Linked DNA regions of Mus musculus: region 1 is linked to region 2. Evidence: chromatin loops called from intact Hi-C (ENCODE). Cell type or tissue: heart. All regions are shown on one strand. Each heading gives the region's core, and the rest is flanking DNA. Links, peaks and the distances in the headings are about the cores only. Region 1 has its middle 32 kb from the start of Gm6551. Region 2 holds the start of Thpo (thrombopoietin).

Region 1 (14,924 bases), core at 4,208-9,207, 160 kb after region 2:
GGGGCTCAATACTTACTAGATAATGCTTCCCAAAGGTCACTTAATTGCACTTTAGAACCAGTTGTTTTAAAGGATCTTAACAGGTACTGCCAGGGAAGAGGTTATCTATGTTAAATCTTTCATTCATCTCCATTCCAATCGCGCTATGTGTTCTTCCTGCTCTCCAACTCAACTTCTGTTAGCCATGAATCCTGCACAACTCCCACTAGATGATACTATGATACTGGACCCAGCATATGAACCATCTCCTTTTTGCCGTAGGTCTGTTTCTGCGCCATTTAGAACCCAAACTGCTGCCTCGGTTTTCCCCCACCGAGACTCCCCAGAGACTTCATCCCCAACACTCCTCCTTCTGTGCCAACTGCAGGTCCCTCCAAACGTTCTACCTTAGCACCAACTTTCAAACCACCTATCACTCGCTCTAAGGCCACGACCAAAACCCCAAGCTCTCCACCCCTAGAAGAATCCGACCCAGCGACTGTCCTTCCCTTAAGAGAAGTTGTGGGGGTAGATGGTCTGGTCAGAGTACACGGTCCCTTCTCACTGAGCGAACTTTCTCAGATAGAGAAGAGATTGGGCTCCTATACTTCTAATTCTTCTGCCTTTATCAAAGAATTTCAGAATTGCCGGGCGTGGTAGCGCACGCCTTAAATCCCAGCACTCGGGAGGCAGAGGCAGGCAGATTTCTGAGTTCAAGGCCAGCCTGGTCTACAGAGTGAGTTCCAGGACAGTAGCGCACGCCTTTAATCCCAGCACTCGGGAGGCAGAGGCAGGCGGATTTCTGAGTTCAAGGCCAGCCAGCCTGGTCTACAGAGTGAGTTCCAGGACAGCCAGGGCTACACAGAGAAACCCTGTCTCGAAAAAAAAAAAAAAAAAAAAAGAATTTCAGTATATCACTCAGTCGTACAGCTTGACTTTTCATGATATACACATGATACTTACTAACAATTTGCTTCCCGAGGAATGTGGGCGAGTTTGGGAACAAGCAAGAGCGCATGCAGACAAGATTTATCAAACAGATCGGAGTGGAGACAGTACCTGACCTGGATCCTCAATGGAATTATAATTCTGCAGATGGTATTTTAGCCAGGGACAGGTTTGTTACATGTCTTTTGGCGGGTCTGAGAAAAGCAGCTTTAAAGTCGGTAAATTTTGAAAAACTTCAAGAGGTTGTCCAAGATAAACAGGAGAATCCATCTCAGTTTTTAGAACGCCTTAAAGGGGCTTTATTACAGTATACCAATCTGGACCCTGAGAACCCAGAGGGTAAACAACTCTTTTTTTTTTTTTCCATTTTTTATTAGGTATTTAGCTCATTTACATTTCCAATGCTATACCAAAAGTCCCCCGGGTAAACAACTCTTAATGACTTACTTCTTTTCCCAGAGCTACCCCAACATAAAAGCTAAACTTAAAAAATTGGAGAGGGGACCCCTGACTCCACAGGCAGAAGTCTTGGCACTGGCCTTCAAGGTATATATACCATGAAAGAGATGAGAGGGTTAGCAAGCAGAAGTACAATATGCTGGCAAAGGCTGTCCCACCAGCCCCAGTTGCTACCCTGAGCTCATGGTCTCCTAAGACCCAGGGACCACCGGGCACCTGTTACAGGTGCGGTCGACAAGGTCATTGGGCCAAAGCCTGCCCTATTCTCCACAAGCCGAGGGGGCCATGCCCTAGGTGCCATCAAGAGAGACACTGGGCTGTTGATTGCCCCCGTGTTACGCAAAACAGGAGGACATCACTCCCAGATAGCCCTCCAACCGGTCTCCTAGGCTTGGCTTTGGCTGACTGATGAGGCCCAGGCTCCTCTGACCCGACCACTGCCATCACGAACAGAGAGCTTAGGGTAGACATCGTGGTCTGTGGGCAACCCATCTCTTTCCTTTTGGACACTGGAGCCACTTACTCGGTCCTAACGGAGTTTTGGGGGCCCACATCTCCCTCTCATTTTCCTATTGTTGGGGTAGGAGGACATTCTTACTTCCCATATCAGACCCCACCACTCAATTGCATTTTTAGGTATGTGCCTCTCACCCATTCCTTTTTTGGTAGTGCCCACATGTCCTGTCCCATTACTGGGAAGAGACCTCCTACCTAGGCTGGGAGCCTCTGTTTCTTTTGCTCCCCATATTCGCCTGAACTCAAGCTCACCAACAGTTCCTCTGCTCCTCCTTTTAGCCAACCAACCTACTAACAATACTATGTCATTCCCTTTACCAGCCTCACAGATGGATCCCCGAGTCTGGGACATCCAGAACCCCTCTGTCGCTAAACACCATTCGCCTGTTGTCATCCAATTGTTGGATCCTACCAGGTATATCACCCAGGCTCAATACCCTCTCTCCCTCCAGAGCCTCAGGGGACACAAGCCGATCATCTCTGACCTGTTGAGAAACAAACTCCTTCGCCCTACCTCTTCTCCCTTTAACACCCCTATACTGGCAGTAAAGAAACCCAATGGTGCCTATCGTTTAGTCCAGGATCTCAGACGTATTAACTCTGCAGTGGTTCCTCTCCACCCGGTTGTGGCTAACCCCTACACACTTCTTTCTACTATCCCCTCAGGTACTTCCCATTTCTCACTCCTAGATCTTAAGGATGCGTTTTTCTTTATTCCTCTAGATGTCCAGTCACAAAACATATTTGCTTTTTTACCTAGACAGATCCTGATACCCACTTTTCTACCCAACTGACCTGGACTGTTTTACCTCAGGGATTCTGGGATAGCCCACACCTATTTGGGCAGGCCTTAGCTTCTGACCTACTATCTCTGTCTCTTCCTAAATCTAAGCTCATACTTTACGTAGATGATGTCCTTCTCTGTAGTCCTTCTCTAGAAATCAGCCAGACTGACACCTCGGCTCTTCTGAATTTCCTTTCTAATCGTGGCTACAGGGTCTCGCCCTCTAAAGTCCAACTGTCCACTCCTCAGGTTACCTATTTGGGACTAACAATCACCCCGACACATAAGGCTATTACATTAGACAGAAAGATCTGATTCAATCTCTAACTGTTCCGACTACAAAAGAAGAAATGTTGTCATTCTTGGGGATAGCCAGTTTTTTACGTTCGTGGGTCCCTTCCTTTTCTCTTCTTTCTTGACCTCTATATGAAGCAGCATAGGCCCCACCCATGAACCTCTTTTAAAACCTATTACCAAGCCCTTTCAAAGGCTCCAACAGGCCCTCCTTAGGCCTCTATGTAACAGAAAAGAAGGGATTTGCCCTTGGAGCCTTGGGCCACCAAATAGGACCTTCTTTAGCACCTGTGGCATACCTGTCAAAGAAACTAGACTTATGTTTCCTAAAATCTATCACTGCTTCTTGTAAAATCTGTCAGACATCTAACTCCAACTCAAGGTATCGCGGCCTTCCTTTTCCCACTCACCAGGCTAGAGGTTCCCTTCCTGGAACTGACTGGCAACTTGATTTCACCCATATGCCCACCGTCAGACGTGTCAAATACCTCCTGGTCTTGGTGGACACCTTCTCAGGGTGGGTAGAAGCATTTCCCACAACTAATGAAAGGGCTCAGTCAGTTTCTGATCTTCTCCGAGAGATCATCCCTTGAGTTGGTGTTCCGGTCTCTCTCCAATCAGACAACGGACCTGAATTTACCTCCCAAGTTTCTCAGATCCTATCTAAGGCCCTAGACATTCCTTGACACTTTCACATCCCTTACCACCCTCAATCTTCAGGCAAGGTAGAAAGAACTAACCGCTCCTTAAAATCCACTCTTGTTAAACTGTCACAGCAACTTCATCTTGACTGGGTAAAGCTCCTGCCCCTGGCTCTTTTCAGACTGTGAGCTCTCCCCAAGCGACCTCTCCTCATCTCACCTTTTGACTCATGTACGGACGTCCAGTCTTAACTCCTGGCTTCTTGCCCAAACACTCTCCCCTTCCAGATCATTTGCTTACCCCATTACTTTCTCATCTCCGTTCTCTCCTATGGCACTTTGCTGACTATCACCTCCCTCCACCACACTCTGTCTCCTGCCCATTACCTGTTAATGTCGGAGATCAAGTTCTTTTATCTCCTCCAGGTCATCAGCCTTCACCCCTTTCTCCAAAATGGCAGGGTCCTTTTAAGGTAATCCTAACTCCTACAGCTGCTAAGCTCGAGGGACTCTCTCATTGGGTCCACCTGTCTCACCTGAAACCCTTCATTCCCCCACCTAAAGATGATTCCTCTTCCTACACATCAACCCTAACAGGATGGTGCCCTGTTAAGCTCCGGAAGACATCAAGACCACCGTCTTGTCTCCCATCCTAGAGAATGAGACATCACTCTGGCAGTCAAACCCAACCTCGCTGGACGAGACACTGGATTAGTTGTGGCCTTTTCATCTTTTCCCTGCTGTTCATTTCCATCAAGGGCAGTCCTTACACCTGGAGATTCGAAGTTCGAGAAACGCCCACAGACAACAAGCAGACTTTCCAAATAGGATCAGGAAACTGCTCCATAGCTGGGTGCCAGGAACCGATCCAGATTGCCATCGCTCCTATATCTGTTACTCCATTCGCATATTATGGCCTCTATACCTGTTTTCTCTTTGATCAGACAAAAGATTATTGCAGAAAATGGCCAGACAAGTATGGGGGCTGCCCATACTGGTCTTGTGAGATACACAGGCTAGGGACATGGATTAATCATTTCTTCTATTGATTCTGCAAGACACTCTTCTGCATTCGAGACCCATGGGATCCCAGGTGGGAAACAGGAGTTGCTGGTAAGCTCTACTGCAAAACTCAGACCAGTTCTCCAGTAAGTACTATCCACATCCAGAGAAAATATGTCTCAATCGCCCCTTGTCTTATTAATCTCATCTCTATATTCTTTCAGTGACAAGTACAAAAAATTTCTAACCAAACTGTTAATCAGCTCCTGCTACAGGATTACCAGCCGCTGCCTACAAAGGAATCACTGTCCATAGAAGAGCCTGATTTAGACTATTACCAAACGGATTCCTATGGTGAAGACCAGATACACCCTGAAAAGTGATGACGCCCCTAAACAGCAGGAAGTAGCTTAAGAAACACAACGTCCTTATTCCCTCTTCACCATTGGTTTCCCCTCTCTTTTTCTTCCCTTCTTTTTATAATAACAAGAAGGGAGGAATGTTAGCACCAGGACACTCCAAGCTCCGGCCTTACTATGTGACCCTTGACCTGCGTTGCCAGGGCAATGACCCTCAATCCCACAATCCACTTGGCTCAGTTCTCACCCTCACTGGTGTGACGTCATTTTCTGTATAAATTAGGGGATCACACCTCTCTCTCTCTCCCTCTCTCTCTCTCTCTCCCTCTCTCCTCTTTCTTCTCTCCTCCCTCTTTCTCTCTTTTTCCTCTTCTCTGCCCTCTACCTGCTTCGCCACCCCCATCCCTGCTCAATAAACCTCTTCCATGTGGAAAAAAAAAAAAAAGAAAGAAAAAGGAAACAGTGTCCTGCAATTCCTTGGTTAGCCCTGAGGTAAAGAACTTTTTAGATATTAATCCTTTCATCTTATTTATTCCCAGATGAATGGTGGCATGAAGATCTTGAGCCAAAGTTCTGCCCAAAGTTTTTGGAAAATCTTTCTTCCATCTGTTGTGTGTTGGCATCCATTCTTTGTGTAGGAACTAGGCAGGAGTTGGTAAGCCTGGTCACCTTCTTTGGAGTAGGTTGTATGTTTAAGTAGGATCAGGTCTGGGAAGGTCACTCACAAATGTAGGAGAGGCTGTTTGGTGGCCTCCCTAGTCAGCAATCTGCTTTATGATTACTGATGGCCTCTGGGGTCTGTCCCTGTCGATGTCAGGGACAGTGTATGGTGGCCAATTTCTTTGGGAGCCATAGAACAGCTAGGAGATCTAGGATCTCCTGTTTGTTTTTGTCTTTCATTCTACAATCAATAGTCCCCTTTCATGATATATTGCCCTATGAATACGCACAGTGACAAATTCTTATTGACCATCAGTGTAGATATTAACCACCTCGTCCTTGCCCAACTTAAGCACCTCAATGAGGGCTATTAATTCTGCCCTTTGGGCCGATGTCCCATTTGAGAGGGGAGACACCCAGAATGTCTTATGCAAATCCACCACTGCTGGCCCTCTATATTTGATGCTGTCTTCCATGTAGCTGCTTCCATCAGTGTACATAGTGAAATCTGCACTGGGCATCTAAGTTAGCAGGCAGTGGCTGCTATAATCCTTAAGCAGTTTGGCCATCCTACTGCGAATGGGTCCAATTTCTTAGATAGGTAGGCCACTGGTCGCTGACAGGGGCCTGAGGTTTGTGTCAGTACCCCTTGGCAATGCCTTGACTTTCATCCACAAACAAATGGAAGGGCTTAGTCACATCAGGCAGAGCTAGAGCTGGGGCAGATAACATTGCCAATTTCAATTCTTGGAAAGCTTTCTCATTTTCTTTTGTCCATATGAAAGTTTCTTCCTGCCCCCTAGTGGCTTCATAGACTGGTTTAGCTATCTCAGCAAAACCTGGTACCCGGAGTCTACAAAAAACAACTGACCCCAGGCATTCCCATACTTGGCACCTGGTCTTAAGTATTGGGATGGCTGGGATGGTTTCTTTATGTGCTTGAGAAAGACTTCTTTGACCCCCTTAGCTGGAAACCAAAGAAGGTCACTTCAGACACACAGATCTGAGCCTTCTTGGCTGAGACCTTATACCCCAGTCCCTGCAGTGTTTCTAGAAGAGACCTGGTTGCTTCCATACAAGAGTCTACATCGGTGTGAGCCAAAAGCAAACCATCCACATACTGGAGCAAAGAAACCTGTGGCATAGTCTGCCTGTACTCATGTAGGTCCTGGCGGAGAGCCTCATCAAAAATGTTGGATGGGTTTTTAAAAAACGTTTATTTGTTTGTTTGTTTATTTTATGTGAGAACAGAATTACTGTCTTCAGACACACCAGAAGAGGGCATAGGATCCCATTACAGATGGCTGTGAGCCACCATGTGGGTGCTGGGAATTGAACTTAATCAGTGCTTTAAACCACCAAGCCATCTCTCCAGCCACTGTTGGGCGATTAAAAAAAAAAAATCTATGTGGCAGTCTCATCCAAGTCAGCTGTCTGCTGATTACATTCTCCAGGTCTTTCCATTCAAAGGCAAAAAGTATCTGGCTGTTCTTATATAGAGGAATGCTGAAGAAAGCATCTTTCAAATCCAAGGCTGTATAGATTTGTCTGTCAGGTGGTAAGGATCTCAAGAGTGTATATGGGTTTGGAACTGTTGGGTAGATATCTTCCACCCTTTTGTTTACCTCTCTTAGGTCTTGCACTAATCTATAATTTTGTCCTCCAGGTTTTGTAATTGGCAGCAGAGGTGTGTTTCAGGGAAAATGACAGGGAATGAGGAACCCATGATCACGAAGGCTATTAATATGGGGCCTGAAACCCTGGATGACTTCACCTAGATAGAGCTTAGTAGCAGCTTTCAGACCTATCAGAACCTACCAGAACAGGAGGCAAGTGAAAGGCCAGACCTGGAGGATTATTTTCAGACCATACATGAGGTATCAGGTTTATGTGTTCTTTTAGAAAGGGCAATGGGAGACTGTTATTCCCACAGCAGCTAGGAGAGGTATGACTTGAACTGCCCTCTTGTGTTGGGCAGGTATTGAGTCTAAAACTGGGATTGGTAGAGGCTCTTCTCTGTGAATTACTCCTAATTTAGGGAAAAGGAACACCAACATACAAACTCCTGATCATACATACTCCTGATCATCTGGCAGGTAGATGATGATATACCTGAGTACCAAAGAGAATTGATATATTTTGGACAGTAGGGCACTGTGGCAGAGATAAGGTATTAAAGGTTATGGTTCTATTGCAGTCTAGGGAGCTTAGCATTCCTACAGAATATCTTAGCACAGTCTGCTATGCCAAAAAAGAGATATAGAGAAAAGGTATGGGGTCCTGGCAACACCAGAGTAGGAGCAGCTGATGAAAGGTGAAGTGAAGTTACTTGGCAGGGTCACTGGAGAAGCTGTAAGTGGCAACTATGAGTTAATTCCAGGGGGTACACATAGCCAGCAATATTTAAAGCAGCCAGGTTGGGTGACATTAAGGAGTTGACAGGCTTAGGTCAGGGTCTGAAGCAAAAGGTGAAATGACAAGTTAATACCATTTATAAGAAGGAATGTCAAGGAAGTAAGGACCTTGGAGGAGTGTTTAATTACTTCTCCTATTTATTAGATTTCTAGAGGTTGGACAATTGAGACATATTTTCAACTGGGGACCCAGATTGGTTTTTACAGTAGAGCTTATCAACAACTCCTGTCTCCCATCTGGGATTTCATGGGTTTTGTACATAGAAGAAGAGAGTCTTGTGGTGTTGATAGAAGAAGTGATTGGTCTGTGATCCTAACATATGTATCTGGCAAGATGGCAGCCCCCATATTCATCTGGCCATTTTTTTAACAATCATTTTTTTGTCTGGTCAAAGAGGAAGCAGACAAGAGGTCATAATATTTTGATGCAATGGTGGATATAGGGATGATAGCAGTCTGGATTGGCTCCTGGCATCCGGCTATGGAGCAGTTTTCTGACCCTATTTGGAAAGACTGTTTGTTATCAATGGGGGTTTCTCAAACCTTGAATCTCCAGACTTAAGGGCTACACTGAATGGAAAAAAAACATCAGGGAGAGGGTGAGAAGCCCATGTCTAATCCAGTGGGGTCGAGTGCAGCTGCCAGAGTGGAGTCTCATTTTTCTGAGATTGGGGACAAGGTGGGTGGTTCCAAAGTCCACTTTAGAAAGGAGGGTCTTGTTGTCCTCGATGTGTAGGAAGAAGAGTCATTCTGAGGCAGAGGGGTGAGAGTTTTGAGGTGAGACAGGTGGACCCAGTGAGACCTCAAGTTTAGCAGCTGTGGGAGTCATGAGAATTACTTTGAAGGGGCCCTGCCATTTAGGAGAGAGAGGTGAGGGCCAGTGGTCTGCAGGGGAGAGAAGAACCTGGTCTCCAATGTTGAAAGGAAGTGGGCAGGGATCAGTGTGTGGCTGTGGTAGACTGTGGTCAGCAAAGTTCCATAGGAAAGAACAGATGTAACACAGTAGTGAGGTGAGTAGGTGATCAGGGATGGGGGAGTATTTGGGTGAAAGACCAGGAGTTAGGACCAGACATCCAAACATGAGTTTGAAAGGTGAGATGAAGAGGTCACTTGTGGAGAGGTCATAGCCTAAAAAGAGCCGGGGGTAGGAGTTTTACCCAGTCGAGGTAAAGTTCCCGTGACAGTTTGACAAGAGTCCTTTTTAGGCAACAGTTAGACATTTTTATCATTCCTTAAGACTGGGGGTGAGAGGAAACATGAAAATTCTAGGGGATGTTGAAGGCTTTAGATAGAGTTTGAGAAACTTGGGAGGTGAATTGGGGACCATTGTCTGACCAGAGGGAGGCTGGGACTCCAAATTGGGAATGATCTCTCAAAGGAGGAGATGAGAGACTGTCTGAGCCCTTTTGTAGTTGTTGGGGAGTGCCTCCACCCACCATGAGAAGGTATCCACAAAGACCTGGACCATGGCTTGGCGTGTTTGACAGTGGGCATGTGGGTAAAGTCAAGTTGCCAGTTGGTTCCAGAAAGGGACACTGTAGCCTGATGGGTAGGAAAAGGGATACTACAATATGTGGAGTTAGAGTCTGACATCTGACAGATTTTTGCAAGGGGCAGTGATAGATTTTTAAGAATTGTAAGTCCTTGGGAGTAGGCTGTAGATTTTTTTTGTTTGTTTGTTTAAAACAAAATAAGACTTGCTTGGCTGGCATGATGGGATAGAGTGTCAGGGGGTGAGAGAGGAGATGTGGGTTGTAGTGTAAGAATGTCCTGTGGTGGGTGAGGCAAGTCTAGACCCCTAGAGGCCGCAGCTCTATCTGCTTCGTTGGTGTGGTTGTTTCCCTTGGAGACAATAGAGTCATGTATCTGGTGGGATCTGCAGTGGACATTTCCAATAGCTGTGTGGAGATGGGAGGCTTTTCACATGGCCATAATTTGGTTTGTATTAGTTACTGATCCTCCTTTTGTCGTAAGTAACCCAAGCTCCTCCAAGATAGCAGTGTGGGTCAAGAGGATATGGAAAGCATATTTGGAGTCTGTATAAATGTTTAGGGATTGTCCCTGTGCCAGTTGAAAGTCAAGGAAAAGAGCTATTAGTTCAGCCTGTTTGATGGTGTGGGCAGGGAGGGCCTGTGCCTTAATGGTGTTGGTATTCTGTCTGGACTCCACCCCCACAGTTACCTGGCAATAGCCAGGTAGGTCTGGTCCACTATAAAAGGGGCTGCTTGCCCCCTCTTCCTTCTCTTACTCTTGTCTCTCTCTTGCCCCTTGCCCTCTTGCTCCCCCTCTCTCTTCATTCCCCTCCCTTTTCCATGTGGTCATGGCCAGCCTCTACTTCTCTACTCTCTCCCTCTCTCTGCCTTTCTCTGCCTCTACTACTCTCTTAACTCCCCTCCCCATGCCCTAAATAAACTATATTCCAAGTTTTGATGATATTCTATCATGTGGATGGTCCCTCAGGATGAAGGGATGCCTTGGCATAGGCCCATCGAGGCACTCCCTTCCCCCACACCTCACCACACCCCATAGAACATATTCTTATATCTCTTTATATTTTTTATAATCACAACATTGGCACTGTAACTCAGATCTAGAAACTCTGCAGGTTTGCATCCCTTCTCAGCTCAATCACCACAAGAGATCCATGCTCCCTTGTAAACCCCACAACCATCCATGGTCCCAGGGGAGAGTTCTTGAGCGTGGAGTTACCCCTGTACTACCCTGACCCTTGTTTTAGGACTCTTTCCTTGGGTGAGAATTCCCTCTCCTTGGAGAGTTTCTTTCTCAAGGCTGAGAATTCCAGGCAGGACCTGGACAACTACTCTCTGGTTCAGCAGCACCAGTTCTTAGCATTGGACTTTAGCCCCCATGTGTCGTGCCATTACCCCCCCCCCCAGCTTAGACTTTGCCTGAGAAGCAGGTTTGGCTCCACGCCCTGGTGGAGACCCTACTTCTTGCTGCCCTTCCCACCCCCTGCAAATGTGGAGAGTTTTAGCCTCTAGGGGGACTTAGTGACAACTTAGGCCTCTAGCCTGGCTGGAATTTTTGGTTATTGAATTATTCTTGGAACACTGGTATGAAAAATTCAGTAACTCCCCAATGGGTGCTGCTATGTCTTCGAACATATATTTTAAGGGATCTTCACACATACTGCCAGCAGTCTGGTAAATGGAAAAAGTCCCCTATGCCTAAGCGTTTACCTATCCACGTTCCCACATCTCTGGACTGTTCTCATGGCCTGCATGCTCAGTTTGTGTCACAAGCCTGAACCTGCCTAGACAAACCCATTTTCTGTCACCACGATCTTATGCCACTGCTGCCAACTTTCTTATCCTCGCCCTAGCCATATATCTCTTTGCTCATACTTTTTCAGACTTCTGACCACATTGACAGCTAAAAAAGCAAAGCTTTCACAGATGTAATCTCTTATCTCCTTACCTAAACTGTTTCCATTAATTAAATGCTTCATATTTCTTCTTCTTGCTATGCCACTGTCCTAATATTATCTGAGTTTCTATAAATTTGTCTAACTCTAATAAAACATTCCACTATACAATCCAACTTTCTAATCTTGTTTCTTCTGCTCCACAAAAGGCTCATCTTAAAGACTGTTCATGTTGTTAACTCATGTTGTTATCTCTTTCGTAAACTTATAAGCTACAAAAAACCTACTCAGATCTACTTCTCATGGACCCAATAGGCTCCATCCAGATAAGAACATCTGCCTAACCTAGTCCAGAAGATGGGATTCCTCTGGGTTTCAAATGTACATCTTAAGAAAAAATTTCCTTTCTCCCAAACTTACTTAATCTTATTCCCTACCTATAATAATAATTTTCAACATCTTGTCAAGTCCAGGCACTTACTACATCCAGGAGAGCTCCAGAGGGCCACCTTCAGATACCCTCTCAGACACAAACACTTCTTACTGGACCTGTTCCTTCTGACCTATCCTCAGAAGGCTCCCCAGACCCTGGACAGCAAGGAAGCAGCCAACTCTCCTAAGATTGGACAAACATCCCCCATACCCATCCCTCTAGGTTCCCCAGAGACACGTCACCCCAATGTCAGCATGAAGCAGCCAGATATCACGATGACACTATTCCTGCTTTGCCATCACCTCTTTCTAATTTTTTCTTTTTAAACTAAACCAAAATGGGGGAATGTTGGTATTCTGTCTGGACTCCACCCCCACAGTTACCTGGCAATAGCCATGTATGTCTGGCCCACTATAAAAGGGGCTGCTTGTCCCCCCCCCTTGTTTTTGTCTCTCTCTTGCCCCTTGCCCTCTTGTCTCCCCCCCTTTCCCTCCCTCCTCTATGTGGTCATGGCTGGCCTCTACTTCTCTACTCTCTCCCTCTCTCTGCTTTTCCCTGCCTCTACTACTCTCTTAACTCCCCTCCCCATGCCCTAAATAAACTATATTCCATGCTATATTGTGTGGCTGGTCCCTCAGGGTGAAGGGATTCCTTGGAATGGGCCCAGCGAGGCACTCCCTTCCCCCATACCTCGCCACACCCCATAGACCATATTCTTATATCTCTTTATCTTTTTATAATCACAACATTAACCATCTCTGTGTTCAACACTGTAGCATAGCCAGCTCTTCTGGCTCCTTCATTTAAAAAGGAGCTGCCATCTGTATACCAAGTATAGATGGCCTGAGGCCCTCCTGTAATGTGTGAAAGATGAGATAATAGTTCCTTTAAGGTTTCAGTGAAGGAGTGAGATAAGAAGTGCTTAGTATTTGGTTGAGGAAGACAACTGGAAATATTAAGAGGTGGGCATAAGTGGATGACAACAGGAGAATGGTGTTTAGCAACATAAAGGTTCTGGATGTTCCAGACTCGGAGGTCTACCTGAGAGGCTAGGAAAGGAAATGACACATTAGAGTTTGTAGGTTAGGTGGCTAGAAAGAGGAGGAGAGGGTCTGCTGGCGAGCTTGGGTTTAGGTAAATGGGGAAGAGCAAAAGAAATAAAGGTCCCCACTTTACCTAGAAGATCCCATCCCAATAAGGGTACATGACACATTGGCACCACCAAAAAGAAATGAGTGAGAGGAACACCCCTAAAAATACAACTAAGTGGTGGGGTCTGGTGAGGGTGGTAAAGCTGTCCCTCCACTCCCACAATAGGGAAAGGAGAAGTGGGTCTCCAAAACTCTGTCAGGACCAAGTAAGTAGCCCCAGTGTCCAAGAGGAAGGAGATGGCTTCCAGATACCATAGTGACCACCCTGGACTCCATGGTGGTTATGGAAGTCGTCAGGCTATGGAGTTGAGGATGGCCTTGAACTTCCGATCCTCCGGCCTCCACCTCCCGAATGATGGGATTACAACTGTGAACCACCAACTCTGGCTTCTCCCAACTTTTGAGAACACAGACCTCCAAAGCCCAGCTGTCCATCCAGGTAGATTCTCCATTGTCTGTCCGTCATTGGGCAGTGAGGAGCCACCGGAGCGAGGCTGCCGAGCGCTGGTTCAGATGTGATATGCTGTGAATGTAACTGGCTAAGTTTGACTGAACAAATTTGAAATACACTTTATTAAGAATAACACTGAGTTGATATTCCTCCGCATTTTTGGATGACAGGCAGGAAACAGGGAGAAGGGGTATGACTGGCTCCGTAGTACAAGGCCAATTGGCTTTTTATTTTGGGGTGGGAGGCAGTGAAGACAGTATGGTCTCCAACCTCTCTCCCCCCTATTAATTAAGTTAAATAAGGCAATGCTTAACTGAGGTGATCAAATGATTTTCTCATCTGTAGATGAGTGGGCTTTTAACCTTGGCTTGGGTGGACATTGACCCGATTCCTCCCGTGGGTGCTGTCACGACCCACACCTGTGACTCTTGGTATCTTTTGGGGAGGGGAGGCAGAGCCGTAGATATTTTTGGTTTTTAGCCAAAATTAGATACCAACCTCCATTTTAAACTGGGTATAACCCACAGGAAACTCAGAAATGGTCAAGCTGGACCTTCCCCTGCAGTAGTTCTCTGCACCAAGCGATACCCATACTGTATTCGCATGATTACGAACCAGTATGCACAGTTCTGAGTACTGTGCAACTCCTAAAGGAGAATTATCAACCTCAGATTTAGCAAGGCCTAGACAAGAATTATGTCATTAGTAACACCATGATTTGTGGCTAAAATAGGAGCTGGAAGTCGTTCCTCCTTATCCCTGTTATTCCCATAGCCTGAGGAACTAAGGACACCTTGCAGTAACAACAGCAAGGGTGAAAAGCCAGAGGCCAGCTAAGGGACTAAGCCCGTCTATCAAAATAAAATCCAATCTCTGTAAATATTTGAAATTTCTAGTCTAATTTCTAACTCAGACTGAAAGTCACGTACTGGAATGTCCTGGGAAGGAAGATAGTAGTTGCCACCTGTGTGCTCTTGGGGGAGGGGAATGTATGCCTGCTGGTACGGCTGGAGAATGTTGATTAACCTGCTTGAAAAAGGAAAGAGATCTAGACAATGAGAAAGTAGCAATGCAGATTTTCTTTTTGGGGAAGTCCAGGTACTTTATTCAGTTGCAAATTGTAAAGCTAAGGCTAGTCTCCGGCCTCCTGTAGGGGAGTTGGCTCAGAGGAAAACAGCGTTTCTGGGAGCTTTCATTCCCAGCTGAATTCTAAGCACAATAGGAATTTTAGTCTTCAGAATGATACTTACGAGAAGAGTCAGGATCTGTGTTCATCTGACGAATTAATCTCTCTGGCAGCCACCGCGCTCCATCTTCATCTCGTGAAAAAATACAAACTGAGCCCCTTCCCCAAATTAGAACCGGATCTGGATCCTTCCATTCGTTAGTCAGGGGGTCCTTCCATTTTACCAATGCATAAGAATTAGAAGTAACTGGATGCCAATGGC
Region 2 (14,876 bases), core at 1-5,000:
TTGGGGTACAGCCCCTCCTCTGTAGTAGGGTCACAAGCCTGCCCAGGCCACTTCCGCCCAATCAGAGAGCAGAGAGCCACCAAGCCCAGGTGAAGGCTCCCCCGGAAATGACGACTTCTTTTCCTGTCTACTGGGACTAGAGCCCATGGCTGGACCATGGTCCATGAATAGAGCCCAGCTCCTCCACCCACACACACTCTAGAGAGAATTTGTATAGCGGGAACTGTCTCATGTCCTGGCGACATGAGAACCTGGGACCTAAGTGAGAGAGAGAAGAGGGTTAGTCCAGGAGAAATCTGGCAGAATACGGTTCTCTCTGGGAAAGAGAGGTCTTGTTTTAGATGGATGAAGTCTCAGTTCCTGGCTCTCCAAATTTCTTTTCCCTGAACAGTATACCTGCTGCTGAATTCTGACAGCATGCTGGCTTGCTTGCTTTTCCTTCTATATTCCCCTGCTCCAGAGGAGTGTCTTTCCTGGCATTTCCCCTTTCCAACTGGCAAAGTAGGTATTGCCTATATTAGAAAATGATCACGTTATCAGAAAGACAGTATGGACAATATGTGGGACCCGGGAAGTAAAGGGATATGTGTTTGGTTAAGATTGAGCCCAGAGGGGCTGGTGAGATGGCTCAGTGGGTAAGAGCACCCGTCTGCTCTTCCGAAGTTCAAATACCAGCAACCACATGGTGGCTCACAACCATCGAGATCTGACTCTCCTGGAGTGTCTGAAGACAGCTACAGTGTACTTACATATAATAAAAATAAATAAATAAAAAAAAACAAAAACAAAAAAAAAAAAAAAGAGCCCAGAGCTGGGCAGTGGTGGCACACTCCTTTAATTCTAGCGCTTGGGAGGCAGAGGCAGGTGGATTTCTGAGTACGAGGCCAGCCTGGTCTACAGAGTGAGTTCCAAAAGATTGAGCCCAGAGCATGTCTTGATTCTCAGCACTTGGGAGGCAGAGGTAGGTGGATCTCAGAGAGTTTAAGGCTAGCCTGGTCTACCTAGTGAGCCAGGGCTGCATAATGAGATCTTATTTAAAACAGACAGACAGACAGACAAACAGACAGACAGACAGATTGACTGGGCTCAGTCTTTCTACTAGGGGTACAGGGACCTGGAGCGCTAAACCCCCTCAGCTCTGTGGGCAAGCCTGCCCTTGATTGCTCAATGATCCTCTTCTAGTCCTACCACTATACATGTGACAAGAGAAATAACCAGGCCCATCTGTCCCTGTCTTAGGAAGGACAGCTGCCGAGCCTCCCCCACAAATACCTCTTTGCTGGCTCCTCTCTTCCTTTGGCCCTGGCTCTAGCTCCTGTGCTTTCTCCCCAGTCCCTGTCTCCCCACAGTCTCTGTCCTCAGGGACCTTGTGGCCTGACCCTGTCCTCTCTCCCTTGTCTTCCTCAGGCTTTCTCTGCGCCTCAGAGAGGATGGGCTATCTACTGAGGCGTATGGCCTGGATCCCGGAATTCTCCAGTTGAATAAGAGATGCCTTCTAAGATTAGGAAGCCTAGTGCTGGGATAGTGGGAAGAACGGTGCGCGCGCGCGCGCGCGCGCGCGCGCGTGTGTGTGTGTGTGTGTGTGTGTGTGTGTGTGTGTGTGTGTGTGTAGGATGGGGAGGCTTGTCTAGAAAAGCAGGACAAAGGAGGTGGGGACTGAGCTGGAGAGGAAGAGGGTCATCTCTTGGATGAAGGAAAAGCATGAGAGAGCCAGAGGTGGTAGTTGGATGGACTTGAGAGCAGGTTGGGGTGCTGGTGAATTATGACTCCACTCAGGGAAGCACTGCTTGATTCTGGGAAGCACAGGCTAGGTTCCTGTCCCTGGGAAGTGAAGAAAGAGGAGAGACCTTAGAAGGGAAATAGGAATACAGCCAGAGTGAAAGGAAGGGGGTGCTGTGGGTCCTAGGTAGGGGTGGATCGGTGTCATTTTCAAAGACAAGTCCTCATCCTCCAGCGGCCCATCTCGTTCAAGAGTGCCACAGGCCCGAGGCTCAGCCTCTGCCCTTCACTAGCCTGAGCCTCTGGTCTTGGGGTGGACACCACCTCCAGGGGTGGTCGCAAGGAGCGTGTGTGGGGGTGTCGAGGCCCGCCTCTCCTCTCCCTCTTTGCGCCCCCTAGTTCCTCCCTTCCCCCTACCCACTCCGCTCCCCCCTCCTCCAGTCCCTCCCTCCTCCCCTGCCGGGTCCCAGCCTGTCCCCCTCCCCCACTCGCGATCCGGCCGCTGCTGCTGGGCCGGACCCCCCGGGCTCAGCCGGGCTCCTTGTGGAGCCGCCGCCGCGCCCCGTTTGCTGAAGAGGAGGCCCCGGGCCCGGACGCCTGGCGCGGGCATAAAACGGGCCAGAGCCGGCGCCTAGGGCACTAAAGTGGAGTACGGCCCGGGTCAGCGCCCCTCCGCCCGCTCTCTCCCGCCCCGCCCGGCCGGGAGCCGACCAGGCGACTGTGAGACGAGCCCCTCGCCACTGCCCCCCTCCTGGCCCCGGCCCCCTCCTGCCGGCCCGCCTCCGGTCCGGCCCTACTCCCTCTCCTGCTCCCTCCTCCCGCCCGCCTCCCCAGCTGTCTGCTCCGCGTCATGCCGAGCCTCCCGGCCCCGCCGGCCCCGCGGCTGCTCCTCGGGCTGCTGCTGCTCGGCTCGCGGCCGGCCAGTGGCACTGGCCCTGAGCCCCCAGCACTGCCCATCCGTTCCGAGAAGGAGCCGCTGCCTGTCCGGGGAGCGGCAGGTAGGTGGGCTCCAGGGGGAGGTGCGGGAGGGGAGTCTGACTCCTGGCAAGTCTACATCCACAGGGAGAGGGCCCCGGGCGCAGGTGGCTTCGCGCAGCGGGAGGGTGGGAGGGGAAAGCAGAGGCGGCGAGGTGCACGGTGCCAAGGGACCATGGGCCTGGCGGGCAGAGCCCGGAGCAGGCATTACGGCACGAGCAACCGGACAGCGGCCGCCAGCCAAGCCCGTCCCCGCAGGCTGCTCCTTCGGCGGGAAGGTCTATGCCTTGGACGAGACGTGGCACCCGGACCTGGGGGAGCCTTTTGGGGTGATGCGCTGCGTGCTGTGCGCCTGTGAAGCGGTGAGTGGATAACGCAGCTGCCTGCCCTACTCTAGAGGGTAGCGGAACGCTGGTGTCCTAAGTAGTAGACTCGGAGATGCTCAGGGGAAGGCTGGTCCGCAAATCGGAGGAAACCGCTTTCAAGTCTGCGGTGTTGACAGTTATTGATCGCCCACAATGTGACTGGCTTTTAGCCAACTTCCCCCCTCCCGTTACAGTATTGCTAGATAAATGACATTATTAGTTCTACTTTGCAGACAGGGACGCCGAGGCTCAGAGAAGTTAAGAAACTTTGGACGGGCCATGTAACTTGTAAATAGCAGAATTGACTGTCTGCAGCCCTGGGGTCTGATGGTTTCATTCCCTTAATTTTCCTATGTTCTCTGCCATCAGCCTCAGTGGGCTCGCCGTGGGAGGGGTCCTGGCAGGGTCAGCTGCAAGAACATCAAACCTCAGTGCCCCACCCTGGCCTGCAGGCAGCCGCGCCAGCTGCCAGGACACTGCTGCCAGACCTGCCCGCAGGGTGAGGCCCGCTGTGCCCGGAGTTAGGAGGGTGGAAGGCTCTACACTAGGTCCTGTACGACTTGCATCGCGGAGGAGGACTGGTCCTCCTGGTACCTTTCTGAAGCCAGCCGTCTTATTCCTTACCCCGGATGCAGAGCGCAGCAATCTAGATCCACAGCCCGCTGGCCTGGTCTTCGAGTATCCAAGGGATCCAGAGCATCGCAGTTACAGTGATCGAGGGGAACCCGGCGTTGGGGAGCGGACCCGTGCTGATGGCCACACAGGTAGGCTGGGGTGGAGGTGGGCCTGATGAAGTTTGAGTCCCGCGGCAAGGCTTGACAGTGCTCAGGCCATCTTCTCTTCTCGAAGACTTTGTGGCGCTGCTGACAGGACCGAGGTCGCAGGCGGTAGCTCGTGCTCGAGTCTCTTTGCTGCGCTCAAGTTTACGCTTCTCTGTCTCCTACCAGCGGTGAGACCGGGAAAAGGGCAAGGACTAGGAGTAGTAAAGGGGGCAATAAAGAGGAGCCTGTAGGCTATAGATCCAGTCTCACTGGACCTCTCTTCACAGGCTGGACCGTCCCAGCAGGGTTCGTTTCACAGATCCCACAGGCAACATCCTGTTTGAACACCCTGCAACCCCCACCCAGGATGGCCTGGTGAGATGATGCCATTTAAGAGTGCTTATCCAAAATCGGCACTTGCTGAGAGCATGCTTTGCATTGCCTCCTTTGGTTCTCACAACAGCCCAGTGGGAGAAAGGCCCTGACATTATGATGCCCATTTTACAGAGGAGGGAACTGAGGCTCAGAATAGCAGAATGTGATTTGTTCAAGGTCATTTGGCTAGTAAGTGGTAAGCCAGGACTTAAAATCAAGGCTCATGGGTCCTTCTTAAGAGGGTCTGGGGTCTCCCTTCCATGCTCCTTCCTCATTAGACCTGGGTCTTTTAGGTGGCTTGTCCTGCATAATTACAGTAGGCATTCTTCCCTCTTCTCTCAAGGTCTGTGGGGTGTGGCGGGCAGTGCCTCGGCTGTCTGTGAGGCTCCTGAGGGCAGAGCAGCTTCGGGTAGCCCTTGTGACATCCACTCACCCTTCAGGAGAAGTCTGGGGGCCTCTCATTTGGCAGGGTGCTCTCGCTGCAGGTAAGGGGAGTGAGCAGTTCTCAGATGTCAAGAGCTGAGCCTTCAATAACCCAAGGGTGGGTGGACTGAAGAGAGGATTTTCTTATGGCTGTCATGGTCTAACACTCCCCAGAGACCTTCAGTGCCATCCTGACCCTGGAAGACCCACTGCAGCGGGGTGTGGGGGGCATAGCCCTGCTCACCCTCAGTGACACAGAAGATTCCTTGCATTTTTTGCTGCTCTTCCGGGGTCTGCTGGGAGGTGAGTGATGGGGAAGATGTATGTGAGGGCGTAGGGCGGGTGCTCACCTTTCAGAAATGCTCACATGTGCAGTGCTTGCAGGACTAGCTCAGGCTCCCTTGAAGCTTCAGATTCTCCACCAGGGACAGCTACTTCGGGAGCTCCAGGCCAACACCTCCGCTCAGGTAAGGGAAAGGAAGGCCTGTGTCTTGCCGAGGTTTACTCTGACCTCTTGCTGTTGCCCACCCCACTCTGCTCTGTTCACAGGAGCCAGGTTTTGCTGAGGTGCTGCCCAGCCTTACAGACCAAGAGATGGACTGGTTGGAGCTGGGGGAGCTGCAGATGGTCCTAGAGAAGGCGGGTGGGCCAGAGCTACGCATCAGTGGATACATCACCACCAGGCAGAGCTGTGATGGTGAGGAAGGGTGGGGCTTGGCACTGTGGGTACACATAACTCAGAGGCACAAACGTGTGCTGAGGAAGAGCCCAAAATACATATGGGGGTCTTGGGTGTCTGGGTGTGGGCAAGCCTGCTGCCACCTGTCTTGTCCCCTGCAGTCCTTCAAAGTGTCCTTTGTGGGGCTGATGCCCTGATCCCAGTCCAGACGGGTGCTGCTGGGTCAGCCAGCTTCATATTGCTAGGAAATGGCTCCCTTATCTATCAGGTAAGAGTCAGCAGCTGTAGGAGGCAGGGAGGCCAGCAGGGCAAGGCCTTGACCTTCAGGGGGAAAGGCTCTCGGTCTTGGCTGGCAATCCAATTGCCTTTCCCCAACCCTGCCCACCAGGTGCAAGTGGTAGGTACAGGTAGCGAGGTGGTGGCCATGACACTGGAGACCAAGCCTCAGCGGAAGAACCAGCGCACTGTCCTGTGCCACATGGCTGGACTCCAGCCGGGAGGACACATGGTGAGGGCTCCAGGCAGAGTTGTGCCAGGGCTGCCAATACATGGGCTGCGGGAAGCCAGGTTGGTTGAGTAGGGGTGTGTAGTACTGTTCACACACACATGGGTTCTCTCAATGAGTTCTTTATTCATTTGACACGTTTTGGTAAACCTTAGGCTAGAAACCTTGTTCTCAGCAAGCTCATAGTGAAATAGGGAACACCACTCACGGGAACAGTGCAATAGCCCATGAGATAGTACTAATTGAACTTTTGGGGTCTGTCAGGCACGAACGTGGTTGCCTCCTTTGTGTACATTTTGCCTTTCCCAGTACCCTTTGATAAAGGAGAAGTAAAGACTCGCAGATGAGTAACTCTTCAAGGGTTGTGGTATGTCTAGGATGCGGCAGAGGAGGTTCTTGACACTCGACCTACAAAGTTCTTGTCCAGTGTTATTGGGATGAGGAAGGATATACGTGTGGTGGAGGCATAAGATATGGGAAGCCCTTGGCATCTGAAAGTGAGAGGGCTCATCCTTCTTTGACCCCTAGGCTGTGGGTATGTGCTCTGGGCTGGGTGCCCGAGGGGCTCATATGCTGCTACAGAACGAGCTGTTCCTGAATGTTGGTACCAAGGACTTCCCAGATGGAGAGCTTCGGGGGCATGTGACTGCCCTATGCTACAGTGGGCACAGTGCCCGCTATGACAGTGAGTGCCTCATGGTCTACCTGCCCACCTATGTCCTCTGACCTGCCATCCAAGCATCCAAAGAATTAGCCAGAGATCCAGAGCTTGAGCTGTCTGATCTCTGGTTGGCATTTAGAGAGGTGGGGATGTGTAGGGTGAAGCTACTGGCCAACCATCCCTGTTGCCATTGTGCAAGGAAGCTAAGACTTGCTATTCCCCAAGCCCTAGATCTGGGGTGGGGCAGGATGAGATTAAGAGCACAATCTCAGGTGTCATCTCTCATCTGTTTGGATTTAGGATTGCCTGTGCCTCTGGCAGGGGCACTAGTGCTGCCCCCTGTGCGGAGTCAGGCAGCAGGGCACGCCTGGCTCTCCTTGGATACACATTGTCACTTACACTATGAAGTTCTATTGGCTGGGCTTGGTGGCTCAGAGCAAGGAACTGTCACTGCCCACCTCCTTGGGCCTCCTGGGATGCCAGGGCCCCAGCGGCTGCTGAAGGGATTCTATGGCTCAGAGGTAAAGTCATAGAGATGGGAAGAAGCTTAGAAATTTTCTGCCTTTTTAGCTTGAAGGGCCATGTGGACCTGTGGTTGTGGTAGAGAGAGCAGGTGGCCTGGTATTACAGAGCAGGCTTGGCCGGCTGTAGGTGTCTGACAGACCTGGGTGTAAGTCTGATTCAGGCTTTACTATGCATTTTCTTTTGTGTCCTCTGTCCTAAATGATTTCCAGGACAGAGGTCCCAAGCCACAAAAGTAGTAGGTGGGATGGACCACATCCTCTTAAGTGGTGTGAGCTGCAGTCGCAGAGACCTAGTCTCACAGCTCTTCTCCAATGTGAGAAGGCCTTAATCATGGGTCTGTTTCTTTATCTGAAAATTGGAGACCATGGGCTGTGTCTTAAAGTGTCCCAAAGTGTCCTTGTGGGGCTGGAGGGGTGGCTCAGCAGTGTGGCTGCTCTTCTGGGGGATCCAGTTTCAGTTCCCAGCACCCACTTGGTAGCTCACAACCATCTGTAACTTCAGTTACAGGGAATCCAATGCCCTCTTCTGGCCTCTATGGACACCAGGCAAAATGCTAATACACATAAATAAAATGATATAAAAACCCTGATGTGCCTTGTTTCTACTCCTTACTTGGTCTGTCTGCAGGCTCAGGGCGTGGTAAAAGATCTGGAGCCTGTGCTGCTGCGGCACCTGGCACAGGGCACTGCCTCCCTGCTCATCACCACCAAGAGTAGCCCCAGAGGAGAACTACGTGGGCAGGTATGTGAGGACAGTGCAGTTGCTTGTGTGCTCCGATCCCTGAGGTGGTAGTATTAAGTTCTTGCCAGTGATAAACATGAAGCCACACAGCTGCATAGGGAGGTCGTCAACCTAACGCCCTGGCTTTGCAACTGGGACGAGTCTTGAAGGGCAGAGTCTCCTCCTGGGCACTCCTGACAACAGCCAGCAGTGGTTGATAGAGACATGAAGGAGAACCCAGCCGGCCTGTTTCCCTCTCTTCCCAGGTGCACATTGCCAGTCAGTGTGAGGCGGGAGGCCTGCGTCTGGCCTCAGAAGGAGTGCAGATGCCCTTGGCTCCAAATGGAGAGGCGGCTACGTCACCCATGCTGCCTGCTGGCCCTGGCCCTGAAGCCCCAGTACCAGCCAAACATGGCAGCCCTGGGAGACCCCGAGATCCTAACACATGTTTCTTCGAGGGGCAGCAGCGGCCCCACGGGGCTCGCTGGGCACCCAACTATGACCCACTCTGCTCCCTCTGCATCTGCCAGGTAGGATGTTTGGGTAAGGGACAGTTGGCTACAGGGTCTGGGGCAAGGGGCCCAACACACCTTCAAAGCCTTGGCCCCTTTCTACAGAGACGAACAGTGATCTGTGACCCTGTAGTATGCCCACCACCAAGCTGTCCCCACCCGGTGCAGGCACTGGACCAGTGCTGTCCCGTGTGTCCAGGTGAATGTCCTGCAGGGGAGGAAAGGTAGTGGAGGGGCGTTCATGGAAAAGGAATGTTCTAGGGAGGGAAGCAAAGGCGACTCTCTGCCTCACCCTTTTCTTTGTCTCCACAGAGAAACAACGCAGTAGAGACCTCCCCAGCCTACCAAATCTGGAGCCAGGAGAGGGTAAGAGAGGACTATGGGTCCAGGGATGGGAAGATCCAAAGAAGCCATTGGGTTGGAGCAAGAGGGCAATAGAGTGTGTGTATGGGGGAAGCTGAGGTGCACAGACTCTAAGCACGTCTGATAGTTCTCTTTAGTGTCTACTGGCTCTTGGCTTAGGCTAGTATGGGACTGGCCTGAGGCTTGGTTGTATGCCCAACTGGTGAGACCAATCCTAATGGCAGCTGGGAATTCTTTCCTTCTAGGCTGCTATTTTGATGGTGACCGGAGCTGGAGGGCAGCGGGTACCCGATGGCACCCTGTTGTGCCCCCCTTTGGCCTAATTAAGTGTGCTGTCTGCACCTGCAAGGTATGGCTGCCTAATCTTCCCTGCTATCATAACCCAGTCAGGTCTACAGATAGAGATGGGGACTTCCTGGAGAGCAAGCCTGTCCTTGATGAGGAGGTCTCAGGATGGTATTGTGAGGGGCAGTCCCTGGGGTTTGGAGAGCAGGTTTCCTGTGGGAGGGGTTAAAAAGCCGACAGGTACAAGCTTTGGCTGTGTCAGCTGACTGAGTTCACGTGACCCTCAGTGATTTCTGAACTTTCCCCAAGCTCCCCATTCCTCCCCTGTGTGCAAATATGCCATCCTATATACAATGAGGACTGGATTCAGATATATAGGGCAAACTCAGGCCTCTGAGCATTGGCCACACATATATTTGACTTGAGGTGGGAAAGGAGAGAGAAAGCAGTGTGACGGTTGTACGTCCCTCCGCCTGACACCCTCTCTCAATGGGTGCCTGCCTACAGGGGGCCACGGGAGAGGTGCACTGTGAGAAGGTGCAGTGTCCTCGCCTGGCCTGTGCTCAGCCTGTCCGTGCCAACCCCACCGACTGCTGCAAACAGTGTCCAGGTGAGAGGCCTGGTCATTGAGGCCTCACTCTAGGGGCTGGGTAGGCCCTGACCTGTTTGGGGGTGCATGATGGGGATGGAACGGAGCTTCTCAGAAACTTCTCACTCGCTGGGCACTGCTCATACCCACCCTGGAGTCAGCACCCTAAAAACAGTGGGAAGGTTCTGCATGTATGCAGTAAGCTGACTGGGGCTCCAGGCCCATCAACCTAGCTGTTCATCTACCTACCCAGCCATTCATCTACCCATCCATCCATCCTTCCATCCATCATCATCTATCCACTCCATCTGTAATCCATCTAGCCACCCACCCATCCACTCACTCATCTATCCACCTATCCATCCATCCTTCCATCCATCATTATCTATCCACTCCATCTGTAATCCATCTAGCCACCCACCCATCCACTCACTCATCTATCCACCTATCTATCCATCCATCCATCTTCCCACCTATCATTATCATCTATCCACTCCATTTGTAATCTATCTAGCCACCCACCCATCCACCCATCCACCTATCTACCTATGTGTCTGTCTGTCTGTTCATCCATCATCATCATTTATTTACTCCATCTGTAATCCATCCATCTATCCACCTGCTCATCCATCCACCCACCTATCCATCCACCTACCCATCCATCATCATCATTATCTATCTATTTTATCTGTGATCCATCCATCCACCTACCCATCCATCTACCCATCCATCCTTCATCATCCATCTACCCATCCATCCTTCATCATCTCGCCACTCCATCTATCTACCTACCCATCCATCCATCCATCCATCCATCCATCTACCCATTCATCATCATCTATCTACTTTATCTGTGATCCATCCATCCATCCATCCATCCATCCATCCATCCATTTACCCACCCACCCATCCATTCATCATTATTATCTATCCACTCCATCTGTACCACATCCATCTATCCACCTACCCATCCATCAATCCATAATCATTTATCTACTCCATCTGTAATTAATCCATTTATTCACTCATCCATCTCCCACCTATCCATCCAAATTTATCACTTATCAAGAACCAGAAACTACTAGGCTAGGGGAATTCAAAGAAAAGTTAAAGTTGGTTGACCCTTATTGTCTAACTTTGTCTTCTTTCCCCAGTAGGGTCAGGGACTAATGCCAAGCTGGGAGACCCCATGCAGGCTGATGGGCCTCGGGGGTGTCGCTTTGCTGGGCAGTGGTTCCCAGAGAATCAGAGCTGGCACCCATCAGTGCCCCCCTTTGGGGAGATGAGCTGTATTACCTGCAGATGTGGGGTAAGTGAAGGACTTGTGTGATGTGGCTAGTACTGCCTGGCCTAGAGTAGGAAAACCTTCTCAGGGAGAGTCCTGGAGATGGCTTTTCCTGAAGAGGCTAAAGACTAGAGTGTCCTGTAAGGAACCTCAGTATCTCTCCATTCTGCACCAGGCAGGGGTACCCCACTGTGAGCGGGACGATTGTTCACCGCCGCTATCCTGTGGCTCAGGGAAGGAGAGTCGATGCTGTTCCCACTGCACAGCCCAAAGGTGTAAGTGAAGGAAGCCACAGATGGTGTGGGCTGGCTGTGTGACTCTGGGAGGGAAGGGTGCCCCATGGAGGTAGGAACTATGAGTCTGATTCATAAGTGCAATCCCAGCCTACCTCTCCAGGCTTCTCACTTACTGTTGTTTCTTTACAAATGAGACTTCTGAAGCTCAGAGGAATTAAGCAACCACACTGCAGGTGGTGTATGCTGACTTTCTTGGACAACTTGGTCCTTTCTGGGACTGGAGCAGAGATGTGCTGCCTGCCCCCCACCCCCACTCCCGTGTCTTCTTCCAGACCTCTCTGCTTCCCATCTCCTTCTGTCTTCAGCAGCCTCTGAGACTAGAACCCTTCCAGAGCTGGAGAAAGAAGCGGAGCACTCCTAGGGAGCATCCAGAAGGCCATATGACCAAGAGGATGGGCCTGAGCTGGGAGAAGGAGTGGTGCTGAGGACCCCGACTCTCCTGTGGGAACCCAGTGCCTTTCGTGCCTCTGCTCTGCTTCTTCTCCTCCCCCACTACCTCTGGGAACCACAAGTCTACAAGGGGAAAGACTGCTGGGTCAGACCAAGGCCATATCCATGCGAACTCCTGCCCTGTTTTCTTTTGGCCTCTGTCCCACAAGCTTAACTCTTTTCTTCTGTACAGAACACCACTGGCTTATTGGGATTCTTTAATTTATCCTCACTCAGCACCAAGGGTTCCCTCACACCATTCCTGCTACCCCTGAGCTGAGCAGAGTCATTATTAGAGATTTTTTTTTGTATTTATTAAAACATCTTTTTTTCAGTCTTTGGGTTTGAGGTAGGCTCTTTGTGGCCAGGACCCCAGTGGGCGCCAGTAGAGTAAGATCTGACAGACCAAAATAAGAGAGGAGCCTTGGGCCTAGAGTCTCTCTGACCTGGGAGCTAGGAGGGCTTAGGGAATGAGATGTTGACTTGATTGGCATATCTAGGTTCCATAAAGACAACTGTCCATAGAAGGTGGTGGAGCAGCAAGAGCCCTGGTAGCCTCAAGTTGAGTTACCCATAGCTGACATTTTTGCTGATGCCATGTTTCTTCATGCCACTCCAGAATGAAACCAAAGTGCTTCCAGTCTCTACTTTCTGTCTAAAGCAAGCTAAACATTCTTTCCTGAAAAGTTGTTTGTTGATCAGTTCAGGGGCAATCCTACATCAGATTGAATAGGGATTAGCCCTGATTTAGTTAAAACCGAGCTCATCATGAGAAAAAGTGCTATGGTGGGCAGAGTAACAGGAGACCTCTTCCCTTGCCCTTTCCCATTTCCTCTCATCCCAGCCGTCAGTCCCATGGTTCTAGAGAAACAAGGGCAGTATCTTAGAAATCATATACATGCATGTATAAATAATTCCGGATAAATCTGGTAGTACAGAGGAAGGAAAAAGTCACAGCTGTTAGCACTAGGCCTGCTGAAAGTGTAGCTAACAATCACCATCTTAGCCCTTCAAAGCTCTGAGTGTATGTAGCTCTGCAGTTATTTCACTGAGATAATTCACTCCAACGTGTCCTGCTTCCTTTGTAAAACAGGTTGCATCATGGGAAGCAACCACAGCACATACATTGTGCAGCCCAGTACCTGGCCAGAATTTGGTAGAAAAAGTGCTGTAGTTGCTGTGGAATTTCTGGGGCTTGGCTGGTATGAGGGTGGCAATGGGCTTTTGTTGTATTTGGCAGGATATTTGTGGAGGGGCTAGGTTGTGAATGAAGCCATGACAGATATGGGGATAGCTGGCAGGGCTAGCCTCTGCTGTCATAGTGGGAGGTTCAGACAGGAATGAACCAGAGATGACAGCCAGTCAGGGATGAGAAGGCAAAAGGACTCAGAATGGGTTGCAACATAGGCAAAGCATGAGGTGTCCATGATGGGAGATAAGGTTTTACCCGCCATACTGTCCTTACCAGGGAGGGAGCTATGAGTTAAGTAAGGATGACCCATAGGCATCTTGGTGCCTGCAGGAGACAGGGCTCATCCTTAACTTTAGCTTCAGAGCCCCAGAAGGGCTTCAAAGCAGGCCTCAAAGTGTCAGCTGAGCAAATGTGTGAACAGAATGGACACAGGCAGAAGCCTCTGGAATACCTTTCCCATCCTAGACCGCATCCTAGCCAAGCCAGCAGTCCTAGGTTCTTCCCTCAGTCCCTAGGGAAGTGGGATGATGACCTAAGAAATCCAGTCCTGTGTGTGGTCTCTTCAAATTCCTGGCATCCAGAGACCTCAAGAGGGCACCCCATGCATGCCCCTTTAAGCCACTAACAGCATCAGGGAACAAAACTAAAAGCAACAACAACAACAACAACAATAACAAAACAACAACAACAAACCAAACCCAAACAAAAGAACAAGAAACCCAAAACAACAAAAACCATGGAAGGTGATTTTCTTGGGCAGTGTCACAATGTCTTTGAACACTCACTAGTACAACATTATATGGCCTCTAAGCTAGGGCCAGGAAGGCCTTCCACACTCTTAAGGGTTTGACTGAACTCCCGAGATTCTCCAGCACAAAGGCAGGGAACACACAGGCTGTTGGACAGATGAGGTGATTTTGATAACCCTTGCTTTTCAAAGAGAAAATTCACATATAGTTCCACTTTGCCATGTTCCATCTGATCTCCTAGTGATATTCTTTACATACTTTTAATATGCAGAATCCAGATTTTGGCATATCAGGCCACAGACAGCCACTGTTCTAGGACTTTGTTAATGGTGGGGCTGTGGCCAAGTTGCCTATGAATCATTTATGGCAGTAACTAAGAAGGGCCATTTTCAAACTGTAGCTATGGATGTCTGAAAATGTCAATCAACATAGGGGTGGGTAGACATGGGGATCCAGGGGCCTCCTGGGAGGGAGGAATCCTGGTCGACCTCTCTACTTTGAAGACAGACACTCAGCCATTAGCAAAGTCTGCACTCCAAAGATGGGTTGGTATGTTGTAAAAATGTTTTGAGCTGGGCAATGGTGGCACATTCCTTTAATCCCAGCACTTGGGAGGCAGAGGCAGGCAGATTTCTGAGTTCGAGGCCAACCTGGTCTACAGAGTGAGTTCCAGGACAGCCAGGGCTATACAGAGAAACCCTGTCTTGAAAAACCAAAAGAAAAAAAAATGTTTTGAAACAACTGATGGCATCTTGCTCCTTAGACTTTTATAAAAATAATGGAAAGTAGAAAAACAGAGGCAAACCAGTCCTGAGGGTATGGTACAGAGGATCAGTCACTTGAGGCTGTCCTTGTGTACAGTGGGTTCAGGACAGTCTGGGCTAATGTGACCCTGTCTGAATAAAACAGAACAAGAACACAGAAGCAGGTGACACAAGGACAGAGGCAGGAAGGAAAAGAAGTCTTATAATCACAGAATGGAAGTATGTGTCTGAGGGTTGGAAGACACGTCTCAGCCTGACAGCTGGAGGCCACTAGAGAACAACTTGGAGACCATATATGAAGGAAGATACATGTGGAATACACAGACTGAGTATGGGCTGCTGGCAGCAGTGTTACAGGTGACAAAAGGGAGATCTATTAGGCACATAGTATGATACACACACACACACACACACACACACACACACACACACACACATATATATATATATCATGATCAGAGTTCTCTGAGAATGGAGTCCCCACACACCGGTTTGCCTCTGATGTTTTCACGTACAAAACAGGCACCAGGGTTGCTGCTCCTCGTCATAAGAGTAGCTCACTATGTATGCATCTGTGTCACCATGATCATGGAGGTGGTTCTCCCAGGGCGCAAAGCTCATCCCTTGCCCTCTGGATGTGCTAAATACTGGGGCTTCCCCAATGAGAGAAACTTGACTGCACAATTTGTGGTAGTGAGGACTGC

The links. Peaks named below come from ENCODE experiments on the same cell type or tissue, not always from the same donor. Only the 100,000 strongest peaks of a DNase experiment are listed, where the experiment ranks them.
Region 1: a loop joins it to region 2, with 2.2 times the contacts of the local background. A loop is called at or near these places in 4 of 42 quality-filtered maps.

Annotation. Positions count from the first base shown.
Region 1 is chr16:20,889,513-20,904,436 of GRCm38, forward strand. No RefSeq gene overlaps it. Among named protein-coding and RNA genes, the nearest start is that of Gm6551, 32 kb to the right of the region's middle. In heart, for the core only: a CTCF peak has its summit at 6,453 (motif pointing left); no DNase peak of the experiment used is centred there.
Region 2 is chr16:20,730,579-20,745,454 of GRCm38, forward strand. It overlaps Thpo (thrombopoietin), which reads right to left and starts at 20. Exons shown (of 6, transcript NM_001173505.1): 1 at 1-20. It overlaps Chrd (chordin), which reads left to right and starts at 2,549. Exons shown (of 23, transcript NM_009893.2): 1 at 2,549-2,717; 2 at 2,953-3,056; 3 at 3,429-3,558; 4 at 3,695-3,823; 5 at 3,909-4,008; 6 at 4,108-4,195; 7 at 4,539-4,680; 8 at 4,793-4,921; 9 at 5,003-5,085; 10 at 5,168-5,315; 11 at 5,459-5,565; 12 at 5,686-5,805; 13 at 6,331-6,487; 14 at 6,764-6,984; 9 more. The coding sequence starts at 2,570. The coding sequence ends at 11,399. Gm22741 (a small nuclear RNA gene) reads left to right here and starts at 14,730; the gene lies at 14,730-14,876. In heart, for the core only: no CTCF peak of the experiment used is centred there; DNase peaks (open chromatin) are centred at 2,533 and 3,443; H3K4me3 peaks cover 2,524 bases; H3K27ac peaks cover 1,899 bases; H3K27me3 peaks cover 3,546 bases.